Regions from separate parts of the Homo sapiens genome. Here region 1 is linked to region 2. Evidence: read pairs that join two places in POLR2A ChIA-PET (ENCODE). Cell type or tissue: Caco-2. All regions are shown on one strand. Links, peaks and the distances in the headings refer to the core of each region. The heading gives the core; the rest is flanking DNA.

Region 1 (5,377 bases), core at 274-5,273, 190 kb before region 2:
GTCTATAAAAAATGAAAAAATCAGCCAAGTGTGGTGATATGTGCCTGTAGTCCCAGCTACTCAAGAGGCTGAGGTGGGAGGATCGCTTGAGTCTGGATGTTTGAGGCTGCAGTGAGCCATGGTTGTGCCTATGGGCTCCAGCCTAGGTGACAGAGTGAGATCCTTTCTCAAGAAAACAAACAAACAGATAAAAAACACACACACACACAGCTGCTACTCTGGTTGAAGTAGGGGAATTACTTGGAATTCTCCCTCCAGGGACCACCACCCCCTTACATGCATCCTTTTTTTCTTTTATGTCCCTGGGGACATAGCCCAAAAGTTCCTGGTTTATACATTGTGCTATTCAAAATGCTGCAGTCTCCCACAAATGAAATCTAATTCCGTACACGTCATTAGGTCTCATAGATCCAATCCTGTTATGTAAAAGTTGAGGGAGTTACACAGTCCTTTTATGAAACAAGAATTTGTCAAATCAAATGTTGCTTCAGTCTTTGCAGTGGCCCTGGCTGCCACGAGATTCACCCTGCAGTACAAAGTGCTCCAGAAAACCACTTACATGAGCTGAGCCTCCTGAGCTGCCACGAGCTTCTGGGGCACACACTTCAGAAACATCCTCATGTGCTTTGCACTCACCCCCTGCTTCTGTTGTTTTGGTGATTGCTGCACATACATTCCAAAAAGAATCACTTACATGTGTTACAGGAAAGGGGTCCTGATCCAGACCCCCAAGAGAGGGTTCTTGGATCTCATGCAAGAAAGAATTCAGGGCGAGTCCACAGAGTAAAGTAAAAGCAAGTTTATTAAGAAAGTAAAGGAATAAAAGAATGACTACTCCAGGCCGGGTGCGGTGGCTCACGCCTATAATCCCAGCACTTTGGGAGGCTGAGGCGGGCGGATCACCTGAAGTCAGGAGTTCGAGACCAGCCTGGCCAACATGACAAAACCCTGTCTCAACTAAAAGTACAAAAATTAGCCGGGCGTGGTGGTGGGCATCTGTAATCCCAGCTACTCGGGAGGCTGAGGCAGGAGAATCATTCGAACCCGGCAGGCAGAGGTTGCAGTGAGCTGAGATTGCGCCACTGCACCCCAGCCTGGGCAACAGAGCAAGATTGTCTCAAAAAAAAAAAACAACAACAACAACAAAAAACTGACCCTACTAAGGGCTGCTGCTTGCCCATTTTTATGGTTATTTCTTGATGATATGCTAAACAAGGGTTGGATTATTCATGCCTCCCCTTTTTAGACCATATAGTGTAACTTCCTGACGTTTCCATGACATTTGTAAACTGTCATGGTGCTGGTGGGAGTGTGGCAGTGAGGCATACCAGAGGTCACTCTTGTCGCCATCTTGGTTTTGGTGGGATTTTGCCGGCTTTTTTACTGCAACCTGTTTTATCAGCAAGGTCTTTATGATCTGTATCATGGGCTGACATCCTATCTCACCTTGTGACTTAGAATGCCTTAACAGTCTGGGAATACAGCCCAGTAGGTCTCAGTGGCATTTTACCCAGCCCCTACTCAAGATGGAGTTGCTCTGGTTCAACTCCATTGGACGAGATTTACCTCCATTGGATTTACCTCTCCAAGTTGCCACCTGTAACCCTAGGATCAGTATTATGACATTTACATGACCAACCTTCCCAATGCCTGCACAATTTGCCTATTCTGGAAAAACTTATTTTAATTTTTTGTTTCCTGTGGGGTTTCTTTCTTTGTTCTTCTTTTTTTTTTTAAGTGAGTGGTTACTTCTAATGTATATGTATCAATAACTTTTATCAGCTTATCTCAGTATACAGTGACACCATGAAAGTGAATGTGAATGCCAGGCACTTCATAAGAGAATCAGTTACTTGACCAACTGTATTAGTCAGGGTTCTCCAGCGGAACAGGACCAATAGGATATATGTATATATAAAAAAGGGTTTATTAGGGAGAATTGGCTCACATTGATTACAAGACAAGTCCTACCGTAGGCTATCTGCAAGCTGGGGAAAAAGAGAAGGTGGCAGCCTGGCTCAGTCCAAGTCTGAAAGCCTTAAAACCAGGGAAGCCCAAGTGTAGCCTTCAGTCTGAGGCTGAAAGCCTGAGAGCCCCCAGGATGCTGCTGGTGTTAAGTTCCAGAGTCCAAGGCCCAACAAACTGCAGTCTGATGTCCAAGGGCAAGAGGAGAGGAAGCAAGCATTGGCACAGGAAGACAGAGAGAGCACGCTAGAGGACATAGCCAGCTGAATATCCCTTCTTCTGCCTGCTTTGTTCTAGCTATGCTGGCAGCCCATTGGATGGTGCCCACCCACATTGAAGGTAGGTCTTCCTCTCCCAGTCCATTTACTCAAATGTCAATTTCCTCTGGAAACACCCTCACAGACACTCCCAGGAGGTGTTTCACCAGCCAGCTGGCATCCCTCAATCCAGTCAAGTTGACACAATATTAACCATCACACCAACTTTGTTGTTACCTTGTATGCTAGGCAGAATAATGATCCCCCAAACATGGTCACATTCTAATCCCTGGAACCTGTAAATATGTTATGTTTTATGGCAAGACGGAATTAAAGTTGCAGATGGAACTAAGTTTGCTGATACACTGAGTTTAAAATAGGGAGATTCTCCTACATTATTTGGGTGGGCCCAATGTGAGAACAAGCATCCTTAAAAGATGAAAAGAGAGGCCAAAGAGTGAGTGTCATAGTGATACGGTGTGAGAAAAACTTGACCAGCAATTGATAGCTTAGACGATGGAGAAAGGGGCCACAAACCAATGAATGTAGACAGCCTCTTGAAGCTAGAACACGCAAGAAACTGGATCCTCTCCTAGAGCCTCCAGAAAGGAATGCAGCTCTGCTGACACCTTAACGCTGAGTGAGACCCATTTTGGACTTCTGACCTCCAGAACTATGACATAATAAACGTATGTTAGGTGTTTTGGCCAGACGCAGTGACTCACGCCTGTAATCCCAGCACTTTGGGAGGCCAAGGTGGGCAGATCATGAGGTCAGGAGATCGAGACCATCCTGGATAACACGGTGAAACGCCATCTCTACTAAAAATACAAAAAATTAGCCAGACGTGGTGGTGTGTGCCTGTAGTCCCAGCTACTCAGGAGGCTGAGGCAGGAGAATGGCATGAACCTGGGAAGCGGAGCTTGCAGTGAGCAGAGATCTCGCCACTGCACTCCAGCCTGGGTGACAGAGCAAGACTCTGTCTCAAAAAAAAAAAAAAAAAAAAGGTATGTTAGGTGTTTTAAGCCGCTAACTTTCTGGTAACTTGTTACAGCAGCAATAGAAAACTAATACAGCTCGATTTTTTTCATTGGGTTCCTCAGCATCATTGTAAGACATGAATTCTAAGGGTGTGTTGAGAGCAAGGTTCAGATATTTAGCAGAGTAGGAGAAAAGGAAATAATCGAGGCTCTGGCCCTCGCCGACACAAATTTTCCTAGTGGATATAGACCTATTTTTTCACAAACGTAAGTGCAACAGTAAATTTCCAAAGCCCCGTAGAAAATTTGTCAGTCTCTGATGTTCTGAATAACATACAGCCATACCCGCACTGTAAAGTTACTAATCTCCCTCCCCATCCCTTGCCATACTGTGCTCTTTCGAAGGAAGTCACTCTGTGCAACCCGCACTTGAGGAGTGGTGCTACGGTTTGAGTGTCCCCTTCCAAACTCATGTTGAAATTTCATTACCAATGTAATTAAGAGGCAGGACCTTCAAGAGGTGATTAGGTCAGGAGGACTCTGCCCTCATAGTGGATTAATGCTGTTATTTCAGGAGTGGGTTAGTTATCCCAAGAGTGGGTTCCTGATAAAAAGGATGAAGCTGACCATCAGCTGAATAAGATATAGTTCCAGCTACTTGGGAGGCTGGAGCAGGAGGGTTGCTTGAGCCTAGGAGTTCAAAACCATAGTGTGCTATGATTCTTGTGAACAGTGATTGTACTCCAGCCTGGGTAACATAGTGAGGCCCTATCTTTTTTTTTTTTTTTTGAGAAAGAGTCTTGCTCTGTCACTCTGTCCCTAGGCTAGAGTGCAGTGGCGTGATCTCGGCTCACTACAACTTTTGCCTCCCAGGTTCAAGTGATTCTCCTGCCTCAGCCTCTCAGGGATTACAGGTGCCTGCCACCACACCTGGCTAATTTTTTTGTATTTTTAGTAGAGACAGGGGTTTCACCATTTTGACCAGGCTGGTCTTGAACTCCTTACCTCAGATGATCCACCCACCTTGGCCTCCCAAAGTGCTGGGATTACAGGTGTGAGCTACTGTGCCCAGCCACAAGACCCTGTCTTTAAAAAAAAAGAAAAAAAAGTTGAGTTTAGCCAAATTTCCTCTCTTTATCCATGTTCACTTGCCCTTCTGCCATGTTATGATTCAGCACAAAGGCCTTCACTAGATGCTGGTGCCATGCTCTTGGACTTCCCAGGCTCCAGAACCATAAGCCAAATAAACTTCTATTGTTTATAAATTGTCCAGTCTGTGGTATTCTGTTATGCACCAGAAAACAGACTAAGACAGGTGGGGAATTATGCTTCCTTTTCTTTAGGGTGGAGTATCTAATCCCTTTGCATTGGAATCCCTCTGCATGAGAGATTTGTCTCATCTCCCGTATTTATTATTCAATCTTTTTATATCAATATGGACTCCTGGGTATTTATTTTATTCTTTAGCTTATAATTCAATATTACTTTATTTTGTTGTGCAAATTATTCCAGTGTCAGCCATTTGGAGCACTTGTTGTTTCCTTTGCCCCTTTGATTAATGCCCATCATTGTGTTTTGTTTTTCTTTTCATTTCTGGCACTATAAGATAAATCCTGTGTATATTTCATCTCAAACATTGTATTTTTTATATCTAGAAGTTTAATTTGGGTCTTTTAAAAATTATCTCCTTTTTTTTTTTTCCAAGATGGATTCCCACTCTGTCGCCCAGGCTGGAGTGCAGTGGCACAATCTTGGCACAACCTCTGACTCCTGGGTTCAAGCGATTCTCCTGCCTCAGCCTCCCAAGCAGCTGGGATTACAGGCGCCCGACACCATGCCTGGCTAATTTTTTTGTATTTTTAGTAGAGACAGAGTTTCGCTGTGTTGGCCAGGCTGGTCTCAAACTTCTGACCTCAGGTGATCCGCCCACCTCGGCCTCCCAAAGTGCTGGAATTACAGGCATGATCCACAATGCCCAGCCTCCTCTTCTGGCTGGGCGTGGTGGCTCACACCTGTAGTCCCAGCACTTTGGGAGGCCGAGGCAGGTGGATCATGAGGTCAGGAGATCGAGACCACACTGGCCAACATGGTGAAACCCCGTCTCTACTAAAAATACAAAAAATTAGCTGGGCGTGGTGGTGGGCGCCTGTAGTTTCAGCTACTTGGGAGGCTGAG
Region 2 (5,377 bases), core at 151-5,150:
AGGGAGTTCCTTACTCAGCCCCTGAAAACAAAACCAAATAAAACAGGGCAAATGGACCTTTGTAGGATCTCTCTTCCCAAGCTGGCATTCAGGGTACACTGCTGTAAACATCTTCCAGCTCCTCAGCATGCCTGGTGGTCTTCAGGCTCTGAGACATTTGCAGCATGTGGTGCATATTTGCATTTCTTCCTGTAAGTCAGGAGTGAACAGGTGTTCGGTTTCTCAACAGTGAGACTGAAACTGAGGGGAAGTGATGCTTTCAGCAGGCTTCATGGTGAGGCCCCTGCAGGGCTGGCAGGTGCTACCACATTCGAGTATTTAGAGCCTCCTGATGGTGAGGGGGTTCCCCTCAGGACCTCCTTCTCAGGCCCTCCCACCCCTGACCCACAGGTGTCTGGGAGGGAGGGGGTGTGGCAGGAGCTGCCATATGTCTTACTGCCTGGGCTGCTCAGAAAGCATGTCACCAGATCCTTTCCTGCCCCATTTCCTCATCTCCCCCTCTTCTGTGTAATCTGAACTCTTCAGGGAATAAAAATGCTCTCCTAGAAAAAAGCAGGGGTCCCTGACGTACAAGGAATTAAAGACTTGTGATGGTGGCCCCTTGTGTTCGGTTGGTAGGGAGCGGCTTCCCACAGGGGACCGAGTTTGCCCTCTCGTGTAGCAAAGGGAAACCGCCCATGTTCCGGCATGTGGGCTTGCAGTGAGTGGTGGCTGCATGGAACAGGACACACCTACCCAAGGTGTGCCTAGTCCCAGGCCATAGGCCCCTGAGCCTAGTACTTAACCAGGCCCCCAGCCCGAGGTCCCAGAAGTTCTCACAGATTGGTTTGTTCTTCTGTTCTTTTCCCAGAACCGCACTGACCAGCAATGCCAGTACAGGTGGCTGAGAGTTTTGAATCCAGACCTTGTCAAGGGGCCATGGACCAAAGAGGAAGACCAAAAAGTAACTGCTGGGACAGTGCCTTGCACACAGTGGGTCTTCACCCACCAGTGTACCTGGGGACTGTGAGATTGCCTTGTGTTGGGGTTGGGGGTGTCAAGCTGAGCATTGGGTGTGAGTTGTCTACCAGCCAGTCTGGACACTCTTATGCTGCCCTGGCTCCAGCCCTGAGATTCCAAGTTTCAGAGTGTCTCCAGGCTTCCTCACTCATGGTCTGAGGGCTATTGGGCTGATTACTCGGCTTCTCTTGTTCCACCCATGGAGGGGAGCAGTAGCAGTGCAGCGTTGTCATGAGAATTAAGCAGGTGATGCTTGTAGGGGGCTTGCAGGTTCTGTACATTTGCTCTCAGCAAATGGCAGCTGCTGCTATCCCTGATTTAATGATGATTGCACCCTGTGACCTTCACAGGGCACAGATGCCTTCTTTTGATCGCCACAGCAGTCCTGTGAGGTGGGCAGAAGTTGTTAGTCCCATTTTATAGATGGAGAGAGCAAGGCTCAGAGAGGTTGGGGATGTCCCCAACCTAGAAGAGGCAATAAGTGCCATGACTGCCTGGGGCTACCTTGGGAGTTCCCTCATCTCTTCTCCTCGATACCAGCCCAGAGGATGCCATTCCACTGAGGCAGGCATGGCTTATGAGAAAGAGGGAGATGAAGGGAACTAGGCATTTTTTTTTTTTTTTTTTTTGAGACGGAGTCTTGCTTTGTCGCTCAGGTTAGAGTGCAGTGGCGCGATCTCAGCTCACTGCATCCTCCGCCTCCCGGGTTCAAGCGATTCTCGTGTCTTAGCCTCTTGATTAGCTGGGATTACAGGCACGTGCTACCACACCTGGCTAATTTTTTTGTATTTTTAATAGAGATGGGGTTTCACCATGTTGGTCAGGCTGGTCTTGAACTCCTGACCTCGTGATCTACCCGCCTCAGCCTCCCAAAGTGCTGGAATTACAGACGTGAGCCACCGTGCCTGGCCTGGAACTAGGCGTTTTTAAATTAATTTTTTTTTGAGACGAGTCTTACTCTGTTGCACTGGCTGGAGAGTGTTGGCTAATTTTTTTGATTGATTGAGGCGGGGGTTCGCTCTGTCACCCAGGCTGGGGTACAGTGACATAATCACGGCTCATTGCAGCCTCGACCTCCCAGGCCCAAGCAATCCTCCCACCTCAGCTTCTAAAGTAGCTGGTGCCACATGTGCCACCATGTCTGGCTAATCTTTTTGAAAAATTTTTGTAGAGAGAGTATCTCACTATGCTGCCCAGGCTGGTTGAACTTCTGGGCTCAAATGATCCTCCCACGTCAGCCTCTCAAAGTGCTGGGATTGTAGGTATGAGCCACCATTCCTGTTCTTTTTTTTTTTTTCCTTGTTAATTTTTTTGAGACTGAGTCTTGCTCTGTCGTCCAGGCTGGAGTGCAATGGCGTGATCTTGGCTTACTGCAACCTTCGCCTCCTGGGTTCCAGCAATTCTCTGCCTCAGCCTCCTGAGGAGCTGGGATTACAGGCGCCTGCCACCACGCCCGGCTAATTTTTGTATTTTTAGTAGAGACAGGGTTTCACCATGTTGGCCTGACTGGTCTTGAACTCCTGACCTTGTGATCTACCCACCTCAGCCTCCCAAAGTGCTGGGATTACAAGCGTGAGCCACTGTGCCCGGCCTTTTTTTTTTTTTTTTTAATTTGTAGAGACAGGGTCTTCCTATGTTTTCCAGGCTGGTCTTGAACTACAGGGCTCAAGCTATCTTCTCGCCTTGGCCTCCCAAAGTTCTGGGATTACAGTCATGAGCCATGGCTGGCACTTCGCCTTAAAATTAATTTTTAAGTAACTCGGCGTGGTGGTGGGGTGCCTGTAGTTGGGAGGCTGAGTTGGGAGGATTGCTTGAGCCCAGGAGTTCGAGGTTACAGTGAGCTACGATCACACCACTGTACTCCAGTCTGGGTGACAGAGTGAGACCCTGTCTCTTAAAAAAAAAAAAACACAAAAGAAAACACCTGGGCGTGGTGGCTCACACCTGTAATCCCAGCATTTTGGGAGCCTGGGGTGGGTGGATCACCTGATGTCAGGAGTTTGAGACCAGCCTGACCAACATGGCGAAACCCCGTCTCTACTAAAAATGCAAAGATGAGCTGGGTGTGGTAACCCATACCTGTAATCCCAGCTACTTGGGAGGCTGAGGCAGGAGAATCACCTGAAGTGGGGAGGCGGAGGTTGCAGTGAGCCGAGATGGCGCCATTGTACTCCAGCCTGGGCAGCAGGAGCGAAACTCTGTCTCAAAAAAAAAAAAAAAAGAATGAAATAAAATTTATTTATTTATTTATTTTTGAGATGGAGTTTCGCTCTTGTTGCCCAGGCTGGAGTGCAGTGGCATGATCTCAGCTCATTGCAACCTCCTCCTCCTAGGGACAAGCGATTTTCCTGCCTCAGCCTCCGGAGCAGCTGAGATTACAGGTGCATGCTACCACGCCTGGCTGATTTTTGCATTTTTAGTAGAGACGGGGTTTTGCCATGTTGGTCAGGCTGGTCTTGAACTCCTGACCTCAGGTGATCCACCTGCCTCGACCTCCCAAAGTGCTTGGATTACAGGTGTGAGCCACCGGGCCTGGCCTGAGACCTTGTCTCTTAAGAATAAAATAAAATTTAGTTTGAAAATACTTTTTTGGCTGGGTGTGGCCAGGAATTTGAGAACAGCCTGGCCAACATGGTGAAACCCTGTCTACCAAAAAATACAAAAATTAGCCAGGTGTCTTGGTGTGCCTGTAATCCCAGCTACTCAGGAGGCTGAGGCGGGAGAATCGCTTGAACCCAGGAGACGGAGGTTGCAGTGAGCTGAGATCGCCCCACTGCACCCCAGCCTGGGCGACAGAGTGAGACACTGTCTCAAAAAAATGGCGGTGGCTCACGCCTATAATCCCAGCACTTTGGGAGGCCAAGTCGGGCGGATCACCTGAGGTCGGGAGTTCAAGACCAGCCTTATCAACATGGAGAAACCCCGTCTCTACTAAAAATACAAAATTAGCCGGGCATGGTGGTGCATGCCTGTAATCTCAGCTACTTGGGAGGCTGAGGCAGGAGAATCACTTGAACCCGGAAGGCGGAGGTTGTGGTGAGCCAAGATCGTGCCATTGCACTCCAGCCTGGGCAACAAGAGCAAAACTTCGTCTCAAAAAAAATAAATAAAAAATAAAAAGTGAAAACATAAAATCTTTAAAAAAAAAAATCAAAGTGATATGTGGTTGCTATAAAAATTTAAACCATACAGAAGTGAAGTCAAATATTTCTTCACCAAAATCTTTGCCAAAAGAAGCATCCACTCTTCCCAGTTTCTTGTGGCCTGTGTGCACATGAGAACGCGTGTGTCTGTTGTGTAGGTGGGGCCTGGCCTGGCTCTTGTGGCTGCGTATGTTGTGGTTTGTGTCCTGAGCTAGGAAGCCTGACTGAGGGCAGGTGGGGACTCAGGTCTGGCTAGGTCAGCCCGCGATGCCTGCTACCATGGCTCAGCCTGTGCCCTCCCAATTTCCATGGAAGTGCTGGAGGGTCTTGTGGCAGCCTGGGGCCTGGCTGGTGTGGGAAAGTCTGTTTCCCACCTTTAGTTTGGACTCCGTGTGTGTTGTTCCTCCTCATCCCTCTGCTCTTTTCTACTTAGCTTATTGGGTTGAGCCCTGGAGAGGGAAGCAGGACTCTGGCGCCTTTGTTTACCCCCACTTGATCTCTACTCTAGAAAGGGTCTCTGGTATTCTTGGCCTAGATTTATTCCAGGCAATAAATGAGAGGGATGCGGTCAGATCCTCAGGTAGGCCCTGTGGGCTACACAAAGTCATCCTGGGTGGCATCCCCTGCAGCTCGCTCAGTGTTGCCTGAGGGGATGTGGTAGGTGGCACCTCTCAGGGCCATGGCAAGGCTCAGGTGGATGTGAAGGGCTATGGTGGGGGCGAGAGAGGGGCCGGTGCAAGTGGCTACCCAGAGACTTTTCTCTAAGGTCATCGAGCTGGTTAAGAAGTATGGCACAAAGCAGTGGACACTGATTGCCAAGCACCTGAAGGGCCGGCTGGGGAAGCAGTGCCGTGAACGCTGGCACAACCACCTCAACCCTGAGGTGAAGAAGTCTTGCTGGACCGAGGAGGAGGACCGCATCATCTGCGAGGCCCACAAGGTGCTGGGCAACCGCTGGGCCGAGATCGCCAAGATGTTGCCAGGGAGGTAAGCTGTCTTCTTGGGGGTTGGGACAGGTTCCCGGGAGGCCAGGCCCGTGTTTCTGATGGAGGAGGGTTCCTGGGTGGGTATTGTGGTCCTGTGCTCTTGTTCTGTAACACCCAGCCTCGGCTCCAGGGCTCCCAGAGGCATGCATAGTCAGGAGGAAGGGTGGTTCCCCAGGGAAGGCCCTGTCTTCTGTCAGCTTAAAAGAACAGATGGTGATAAGGGAGGCCTCAGCAAGAAATCGGGAACCC

What was found. Peaks named below come from ENCODE experiments on the same cell type or tissue, not always from the same donor. Only the 100,000 strongest peaks of a DNase experiment are listed, where the experiment ranks them.
Region 1: POLR2A ChIA-PET joins it to region 2 with 9 read pairs; 2 of 35 experiments call an interaction of 5 or more read pairs at or near these places.

Annotation. Positions count from the first base shown.
Region 1 is chr20:43,493,422-43,498,798 of GRCh38, forward strand. No RefSeq gene overlaps it. Among named protein-coding and RNA genes, the nearest start is that of L3MBTL1, 12 kb to the right of the region's middle. In Caco-2, for the core only: no CTCF peak of the experiment used is centred there; a DNase peak (open chromatin) is centred at 2,870; H3K27me3 peaks cover 345 bases.
Region 2 is chr20:43,681,944-43,687,320 of GRCh38, forward strand. MYBL2 (MYB proto-oncogene like 2) reads left to right here. Exons shown (of 14, transcript NM_002466.4): 4 at 851-943; 5 at 4,909-5,129. Among named protein-coding and RNA genes, the nearest start is that of MYBL2, 18 kb to the left of the region's middle. In Caco-2, for the core only: no CTCF peak of the experiment used is centred there; no DNase peak of the experiment used is centred there.